Linked DNA regions of Homo sapiens: region 2 is linked to region 1. Evidence: chromatin loops called from intact Hi-C (ENCODE). Cell type or tissue: heart right ventricle. All regions are shown on one strand.

Evidence for each region. Hi-C counts contacts between places; a loop is a spot of excess contacts. Peaks named below come from ENCODE experiments on the same cell type or tissue, not always from the same donor. Only the 100,000 strongest peaks of a DNase experiment are listed, where the experiment ranks them.
Region 2: a loop joins it to region 1, with 5 times the contacts of the local background. A loop is called at or near these places in 1 of 110 quality-filtered maps.

The regions. Positions count from the first base shown.
Region 1 is chr10:4,864,524-4,869,523 of GRCh38, reverse strand. It overlaps a transcript of AKR1E2 not described here. Among named protein-coding and RNA genes, the nearest start is that of AKR1E2, 41 kb to the right of the region's middle. RefSeq lists an enhancer at 1,593-1,887 and a cis regulatory region at 2,570-2,845. In heart right ventricle, no CTCF peak of the experiment used is centred here; no DNase peak of the experiment used is centred here; H3K27ac peaks cover 2,980 bases.
Region 2 is chr10:4,999,864-5,004,863 of GRCh38, reverse strand. AKR1C2 (aldo-keto reductase family 1 member C2) reads left to right here and starts at 1,007. Exons shown (of 9, transcript NM_001393392.1): 1 at 1,007-1,112; 2 at 3,183-3,350; 3 at 4,198-4,314. The coding sequence starts at 1,029. In heart right ventricle, no CTCF peak of the experiment used is centred here; no DNase peak of the experiment used is centred here; H3K4me3 peaks cover 1,678 bases.

The DNA.
Region 1 (5,000 bases):
AATCAATGAAATTGAAAAGAAAAAAACAGAGAAAAAAAATGAAGCAAAGAATTGGTTGTTTGAAAAGATAAAGTTCAAGCAAGCTTCTAGCAAGACTGACATAAAAAAAGAGAGAAGATATAGACTACCAACATAAGGAATGCAACAGGGAATTATGCTATAGATCCTGTAGAAATAAACAGGATGGTAATGGGGTACTACAAACAACTCCACACATACACTTCACAAGTTATATAATGGACCAATTCCCCTGAAAAATACCCAAGCTACCACAACTCACCCAACATAAAATAGATCATTTGAATAGCCCTATTACTAAATTGAGTTTATAATTTTAAAACTCCCAAATAGAAGTCTCCATGTCCAATTTCACTGGGGATTGCTTATAAATGTTTATAGAAGAATTAACACCAATTCTATACAATCGCTTCAGAAAACAAAAGAGGAGGGAACACTTCCCAGTTCATTTTACAGAGCTAGCATTACCCCAATATGAAAATGAGACAAAAACGGAAAGGAAGAAAGAAATAAAACTAAGAACAATATCTCTCAAAAATATAGATGTGAACATCCTCAACAAAATATTAGCAAATAGAATTTAAAAAAATATAAAAAGAATTATACACAAAAACCAAGTATAGCTTATATCAAGGATACAGGGCTGGTTCAATGTTCAAAAATCAGTTAATATAATCCATCATACTAAAAAACTAAAGAAGAAAGTCACATGATCATATCAATTGATGCAGTGAAAGCATTTGACAAAATTTAACATCCATCCATAATTAAAACTTTCAGAAAATAGGACTACAGGATAACTTTCTAAACTTGATAAAGAACATCTGCAATAACCTACAGCTAAGCTGAATTCTTTGTCCCTAAGACTGGGAAAAAAGCAAGGATGTCCACTCTCAGCACTCTTTTTAAACACAGTGCTAAAAGTTTTAGCCAATACAGTAAGACAAGAAAAGTAGATAAAAGGCATACATATCACAAGAAAGAAAACTGTTTCCATTTGCAGGTGACGTGATTGACTACATAGAAAATTCCACGGGCTTATGTCAGCAAGATAACTGACTAGAGGTTCCTACACTTCTCCCCACCCACAAAAACAGACCAAAGCGATGAAGAAACAACTACATTTTGACCAGAGCAACTAAAGGAGAGCTGTAGAGTCTTTAGATAATGGATGAGAGAAACTCTGTGGAGCAAAGAGACTCAGGATGGCCATATAGAGAAAGGAATAAAACACGCTGCCTCTGCCACTCTGTCATCCAGTCAGGATCAGCTCAGAACCAGGAAGAACTTCTCTCTGTGGGAAAAAAGTAAGCAACAGGAACCCAGAAGCTGGCATTGCCACCACAGACTGCTGTAGTCTTTGATAGTGGAGAATCTTACAGTATTTACAGGCCTGACCCCAGTTTAGGAAGCTGCCTGGAGTTTATACAGCTGCATTACTCCATAGAAAGAGCCCACATTATTTCCCAAACCCCCAACGATCCAGTCTCCTACTAAGCTGCACCATCTTAAAACTGGAGCCATTATTAGAGTGTGCCTGCTCTGGGGGCAGTATATATATCACAGTGAGGTTTCAAGAGTCACCAAAATAGGAAAGCTGCAAACTTGAAATGCTCCAAGGTTTTCGTTACAAAGATAAGAAAGACGGACCCTGAGGACGCTGCCTCTCGCTTTGACAAAGCCCAGACAATGAGTCACATCAAGTAACACATGGCTTGGAAAAGGAAGGAAAAACACTGGAAGGCCAACGCTGTTCTTATCACTGCTACACAGAGCTGAAAGCAATGTTAGAACTGTGGGTTAAAAAGAAACTAGTCAAGTTCTTCAACGGATGAATGGCGTTATCTTTGCCATGCAATCCTACTCAGCAATGAAAATAAACTGACTATTGGCACATCCAACACCTTGGCTGAATGGCAAGGTAATTGTGGTGACAGAGGAATGCCAGTCCAAAAAAGTTACATAGTGTGTAATTCCACTTATACTGAATTTGTAAAATAACAAAATTATAGGAATGAAGAACATACTAGTTGCCAGGGGTTAAGGAGGCAGCAGAGGCAGAAGACAGCTGAATGCAATTAGAAAATGGTGACAGGGAGGGCCCTCATGGTGACGGAAATGTTTTGTACCTTGACTGTGGAGATGGAAACGTGAATGTGTGAAAAATTGTACAACAGTGAACACACACACAGACACCAAGGAATGCAACCAAAACTGGAGAAGTCTAAGACAATATCAATATCAGTATCTTGGTTGTGAATCCACCTTTGCAAAATTATGACTGAGACAGTGAAAGAGATCTAACTTAACTGACTCCATCTTGCTTCTAACCTCCAAGTTGTCCTTGTTCATTCCTGATGGTAGGTTGAACTAACTTTGGGAGTAACTTAGTTTATAGTTTAAACAAAGATGGTAACAGCCCTTTCCCACAGCAGACCTCCTTCTTGCCTGGGGACTAGATTTGCCTTTGTAGGATTAACATTAGCCACAAGATTAGAAATTATGGTTGAGGAGTCATGCAGCTGGAGGCTACAAGATTCTGACCCTCCGTAAACTGCTCCTAAGTGCCTGGGTATTTTGCAGATCCTGCACTTGATGGATCAGCCGGCCCCACTCAGATCAGTAAACTGACTCATCTGATATTGTGGCCCCCACCCAGGAAATGACCGAGCACAAGAAGGCAGCTTTGACTCCCTGTGATTTCATCTCTAACTACTCAGCACTCCTGGCTCACTGGCTTCCCCCCACCCGCCAAGTTATCCTTAAAATCTCTGCTCCCGGAGCCTGCAGTGAGCCGAGATGGCGCCACTGCACTCCAGCCTGGGCGACAGCGAGACTCCATCTCAAAAAAAAAAAAAAACAAAAACAAAAACAAAACTCTGCTCCCTGAATGCTCCGAGAGACTGATTTGAGTAATAATAAAACACCGGTCTCCTGCACAGCTGGCTCTGCGTGAATTACTCATTCTCTATTGCAATTTCCCTGTCTTGATGAATTGGCTCTGCCTAGGCAGCAAGCAAGGTGAACCCCTTGGGCAGCTACATTTGTGATAACTTACTATATAGGTTTGCAAGATGGTAATATTCAGGGAATCTGAATAAAGGGCAGACTCTGAATTATTTTTTGCAACTTCCTGTGTATCTATAATCATCTCAAAATGCAGTTTAATTTAAAAGAAAACCAGAAAACTGGTTCCAGTGCTACGCGTCCTCTCTTTGGATTCTTTTCTAGTCCACCGTCAAAAGAATGTGGATGTGGCTCTAGATTTAACCCCTCCTACCTTTTATTATGTAATTCAAACATAAAATCTGTCTCAGAGCACAGGAAGGAGGAAGTGGAAATGATAAAGAGGATCACTTTGCTGAAATATAATCAGACCTATTTAGCCTGGACAGTGAAAAACAATGGCCCAATATACATGCTGTTCTCTGAAACTGAATGACAGAAACTTCACGTCTGTCCTGGGATTTGGTACTGCTAGTTACAAAACAGTAAGAATTCAGTAAGTTTGAGAGAGAAGGAGATTGACCAAAAGAACCCTAGGGGAAAACAATCCTTTCTAGAAATTGTTTTCAACATAAAATTTAAATTTTCCCCCAGAATTCCAAATGAATAATGATGAATACAATTTTTCTTTAGCAACATAACTCTCTAACTTGAGCATGTGGTGGCAACGGTTGGGTTGGGGTGGACTCTTTTTGTTAAGCTTCAGTAATTAAAGGCTCAAGTCCTACCAATTTATAATTATGCACATTTTTAAAGATTTTGAAACTTAATACCGATTATCTCTAGGAGACCTATATAAATTTATAGTCCTACCAAAAGTCACTGAAAGGGCTATTTTTCCACAAACTTAATATGTATTGAGGGATTTTCTTTTTCTTCACTTGTCAATGTTTTACTTTTGCTAGTTTGAGTGGGGAAAAGGGAAATTCATTGTCAGATTCACTTTTATTTCAATTATCATTAATTTGCTTACTGGCTTTTGGAATTTTCTTCTTCTGAAAATTACCTGTTCATTTACTTTATGGCCCAGGTTCAAATGCTAGCTTCAATGTTTACTATCTATTATAATCTTTGACAAATTACTTGACTTCTACCTGTCTTCTAAAATTTGTTATTGGTATCAACAGTACCCAGTGCAAAGGATTATTCTGAGGAATAAATATAGAGTACAGGGTACTAACTATAATCAATAATTGTTAGTTACTAGTATCACTCCAATACCATCTTTTTAAATTTTTCATTTTCTTAATGATTTAAAAGATCTGTTTTACGTATTATTTTTGTTTTGTCTTTTAAATGAGATAGAAGTGTTTTTCTTGCAGTATGGTTATTTGACTTTTAATTTGTTTAATGTGAAGTTTGGACATATCTGTTTTTAATGTGTTAGAGAGTAACTTTATTCACCCTTTTTACACCCCATCGTTCCTTCCTTTACTTTTAGGCCAAATAACAAATATTCATCTATATTCCTTTCTAATTTTTCTGTAGTTTTACTCATAGTTAACTCTTTATTCAAATTGGGATTTTGGTACATAGATATGTAGGAATATTTCATTTTTCACTCATGAACTTATTACTGTATCTCTGCAAAAAGAAAGGAAGTTATTACAAGAAGGATAGCCTTGTTGGAAGACTGGCCCACACAAGGGACTCAACGTGAACACACTATAATTCACTTACTCTGTTATTGGTGTATAAGAATGCTTGTGATTTTTGCACATTGATTTTGTATCCTGAGACTTTGCTGAAGTTGCTTATCAGCTTAAGGAGATTTTGGGCTGAGACGATGGGGTTTTCTAGATATACAATCATGTCATCTGCAAACAGGGACAATTTGACTTCCTCTTTTCCTAATTGAATACCTTCTATTTCTTTCTCCTGCCTGATTGCCCTGGCCAGAACTTCCAACACTGTTGAATAGGAGTGGTGAGAGAGGGCATCCCTGCCTTGTGCCAGTTTTCAAAGGGAATGCTTCC
Region 2 (5,000 bases), 140 kb before region 1:
TTTCTGTTTGTTTTATGAGAAAGCAAATAGAAGCAATCAGGGCACTGCAAGTTGTGACTACTCCAAGATGTGAATCATGGATCATGCAAATTACAATCTTGTTTTAACCTGACCTCCAAAGGGAGAATAAAGTAAAAATTATCCCATGTGAGGATTATTCACCAGTTTATATGTCATTAGTTACCAGTTTTTCTTTATGAATAATGTTTAGCAATATTATAAAGTATATCTAATAGTTATCAGGTTTTTGGCTTGTTACTTTTTGGTAGTAACTTATAAAACTGACTGGAAAAGACCAATAAGGCACTGTTTGCATGTTACAAATTATATCCAAAGACCAAAAGCTGTTAATAAGAAATCTTCCAATAAAACCACATCATATTTTCTTTTTTATTTACACCCACATCAGGATTACAACTTTATCAGGACTGCACCTTGATCAGGAAGGGATGTTTCTCTTACAAGGCTAATAAGAAAGGAACAATAAATTTGCTGATGAAAAAAAGTCATGCATTTAAAAATTTTAACTTTAATTTTTAATTGAGGGCAATATTTTAAAGAAATGCTCATTAGTCATTCCTTTAAATTGTGTGTGTGAGAGAGAGAAAAATGAAAATTAGTCATTTCAAATGCTGCAAGATGCAGAAGGAACTCATCATCATGGCACACACAAAAAAGAGCTGTGCCGCTAGAGGTTTCTATATTCTTATGTAAAGTCACAATTTGTTCTACAAATCTCTTTGAGTAATTTATGTCTCATATATAGAGATCTGGAATAGCAAAAATACTTCAGAGGAAATTAATGAGTGTATCATGACCACATAATAATTTACTTATGAATTTTCTTAGGTAAGAAACGGTTGAACTGGATGCAATTTTTATCACAGCTTGTGTAAGACTGCCTCTGTCCCTCCTCTCACATGCCATTGGTTAACCAGCAGACAGTGTGCTCAGGGGCGTTGCCAGCTCATTGCTCTTATAGCCTGTGAGGGAGGAAGAAACATTTGCTAACCAGGCCAGTGACAGAAATGGATTCGAAATACCAGTGTGTGAAGCTGAATGATGGTCACTTCATGCCTGTCCTGGGATTTGGCACCTATGCGCCTGCAGAGGTAACAATAATATTTTTAGTGTTGAGAGTTCAAAGGAGCTAGAGTAAGTGGAAGCTGACCAGGTTGTCAGGCTTGTGTTCCTATGTTACTCTGCATGACTCCCCTTTAAACGTCAGTCTTTGTTCTGCAATGCCGTCTTGTCACAGGGTCATCTACTGCTTATTTGTGGCACTGTTTTGTCTTCTGTTTATGTTTATTTCACAGCTTGTCAGAGTCTATAAAACTCAGCAGAAAGAACACGGCTTGCCTGCTCCCTCTCTTGAAGATTGATTGCAATGGGAGTGGTTTCTCTGTTTCTTTGTATAGTCGAACAGATATTTACTTCTTCCAAGAAGATACAATTCAGAGGAATTTTTATGGCAAAAGTTAGTGGAGACGGGGTGGATGAAATCTGTTGGGAGAGTATCACTGTTCTGATGGGCGGCCTTGAGCACCACACTGTAATACTAGACCTGGCCTAAAGAGAATTTCCCATGTACTATTCTCACCTCTGGGAAAATTACCTGAAATAATAAAATATCCTCATTTTAAGAAAAAAAAAAAAAAACTAGAACCAAACAAGGAAAGTTTAAATTCTTTGTCTTTGTTAATATGGGTCAGATTTGTATCAAAATATTGTAACAGAAAAATTTCTTGTTTCTCTGACAAGAAAATTAATGGAATATATTTTATTTTCTAGATTTAGAAATAGCTAAATGCTATTTCTACACTGGAAGAAAACTTGTATCTCAAGACTGTCTTGGGAATACAATGTGTGTGAATAGGAACTAGTTATATAAAATTTGAGTCTCACATTTCTCATCTATAAGACATAAGGAGTTACAAAGGGACATTTTGAAGACCATTGACAGGAGTGGTTTATTTTGTAATATAAATTGGCATGGAGAGGAAGTAAAGATGAGGATACCACTGAAGCTCCGGCCTTGGTAAGCCTTTGATTGCTTGCACAGCGAAGAGAAGATCAAAGATGGTATGAGGAGAGGGCTGTGAGACCCGGTATCTAGTTCCTTGTAATTTCACAGGAAAAAGCCTCTGAAATACTTTCAAGGTGGGAAGATAGTTTGCTTTGTTTCTGTTTTTGTCATTTAAAAGATATACTGTCAAATCTGTATCCAAATTTGTTACATAAGTCAATAATTGTAAATTTTACTGCAATCATATGTTTCCTGACAGAGTTGCCTTGAATTTATGGAGCTGAACCCCATTTTGCTAATCACTTACTCCCTGCAGCCTATTTCTTACATACACAAATCAATATCCTTAGAGTATACATCTTTACTCCTAGTATTTGGTTCTGTTATGCAGACAGAATGGCCAAAACCTGGGTAGAAAAGATCTAACATAATAGACTGCTATCCATAGATGTGCCTATTTCCAATATAAACCTGCTGGCATCTGAGAAAGTGGAGTTCTCCCTGTTTCCTAACTGATAAGAATGGTGGCTCTACGTAACTGTTTGTGTAAACTGTGGGGTTTCTGTGCACCTGCTTTGCTTTTGGAGACTGGAAGATTTGTGTCTGCTAGGCAGAGTGAGTCAATGTATCCAGTCCCAGACAAAATCTTAGCAATGGAGTATGTAGAGGGCATCTCTTGTAGACAACAGTTCACATACATTGACAAAATATGATGCTGGATAAAGTCAGTGCGCTCTGTGCAACATGGTGGGAGAGGAATCACAGGAGCTTACACTGCATTCCTTCATAATTCCTTCCATGTGGCTATTTCCTTGTGTTAATTTCACCATACTAAAAATAATTAAGATTATGTCTGTAACTATAGTTGCGTCCTGTTGATTTTTCCAAAAAATCACTGAAAGTGAAATTGTTTTGGGGACACTTCCAAGCTAGTGGTCAAGCAGTGATTTTTCTGGGACTGCAGAAGTTCCTGCTATGCCCAACCTTTATTACTAAATGGGAAAGACCCAGTCAGACTGGGATGGGCTTATGATTCTACATACAGAGCTCATCCAAGAAAGGAGGAAAAGCTGATTTTTGTGAACGTTGCTGCTTGTGCCCGAACTAACTCTCAGGCACATTAGTCAGAAAATATTACGTTTGGTTGCTCCCCCAGGTTCCTAAAAGTAAAGCTCTAGAGGCCGTCAAATTGGCAATAGAAGCCGGGTTCCACCATATTGATTCTGCACATGTTTACAATAATGAGGAGCAGGTTGGACTGGCCATCCGAAGCAAGATTGCAGATGGCAGTGTGAAGAGAGAAGACATATTCTACACTTCAAAGGTACTGTGCCTATGATGAGCTTGTGTGCACATGTATTTATTGTGATTGTGTGGAGGTGGCAGTTCTATGACTGGATCCATAGTTGAGGGTGAATTGTGCTTATTTATTTCGATTTATTCACACTTACTCATGTATTAAAACTAATATCAAAGGCAGGAAGTGAAGATGGCTTTCTCATCTTTGCAGTGTTCCAATTCATGCCTTCAAAGTGCCTTTACTCTTCGAGCTCAGCACAGATCAATATGGTTTAACATAGACTATAGAATGAGAGATAATCTTAATCATATTATGTTATCTGTTACCTCCTGGGTGAGTTTCTTACATTTGTTATGATTCTGAGTTTCCATTGTCATTTTGATCAGAGAGAGAGAGAAAGCGATATAAGAGAGCTCAGTGAGTATAAAAGAGTGATACCTACATTGTTTTAAATTGCATCCAGCCCAAGTTAACATATTAAAAACTGTGTTTGCCTCCTCAGTTTCCAAACCACAAAGATACTTAGTCTTGCCCATTGGGCTGAATAGATGAAATAATTACACCACTAATATGAGTTGTAAAACTTACCAAAGATAATTCAGATAATGGGTATGCTTATGATTTGATAACAACTTTTACCTTTTGAGTAATTTCACTCTTTCATTCAATATATGTACTAACTATATATCCAACATATTATAAAGTTCATCATGATATGGCAGAACAAAAGGCATCACAAGAAGAGAGAGAATAATTTTGCCTGTGGTCATTAGTTTTGAAGTAGTAGAAAATGTCTAAATATTAGGTGGAGCAAACTAGTAAAACTGGCTCAAGTTTTCATTACACAACTTCGTTTCTCTAACCTCTGCAGCTTTGGAGCAATTCCCATCGACCAGAGTTGGTCCGACCAGCCTTGGAAAGGTCACTGAAAAATCTTCAATTGGACTATGTTGACCTCTATCTTATTCATTTTCCAGTGTCTGTAAAGGTAGGCAGCTTGTGTGATCAAATTAATTTCACTTTTGTTCTCAGCATAAATATTGTTTTCATGGAGATTTGAACTAAGCTTTTTCTTAGGAGGACATAGGGATTTTAACATGGAAGAAGAGCCCTAAACATAACTCCTAATTCCTTTCTATGGAACAGAAAGCAATTTTGAATCCATACTTCCGTGATTGCATGTCTACAAGAAAAGAGAGTGCAGAATCCTCAAAGCCTCTGCCTCAAAAACTTGAGGAAATGACAATCATCTCCTTGAAGGCACAAGGTCTTATTTATGATTCCTGATTTCACCTCTTGGGATGTTCACAGACACAGAGTTTCATGAAGCTGTGGTGTCCAGAAAACCTGCTGCACATAGGGTGCACAATGAGTTTCCATCTTCTTGCCTCTTTTCAAGGGGCAAGAACTCAGTCCGGGAATGTCTTAAACTACAAACCTTCATGGGAAACCTTGTTGCTTCTGCTTCCTCTCTTTTCACACTGGAGGTTTTATTTTTGCTTAGCCATGAATTCTTGTGTCATTCATAACTTTTGTCTTAAGGTACTGAAAACTAGTCAGGCTAGTTAATGCAAAAGGGTATATTAGATATGATAATGGGAAATCAAAGCCAGGGCTACATTAAGAATTTGATAAAAACTCTAAAAATATATCCTTTCTCCACCCTTATCTCTG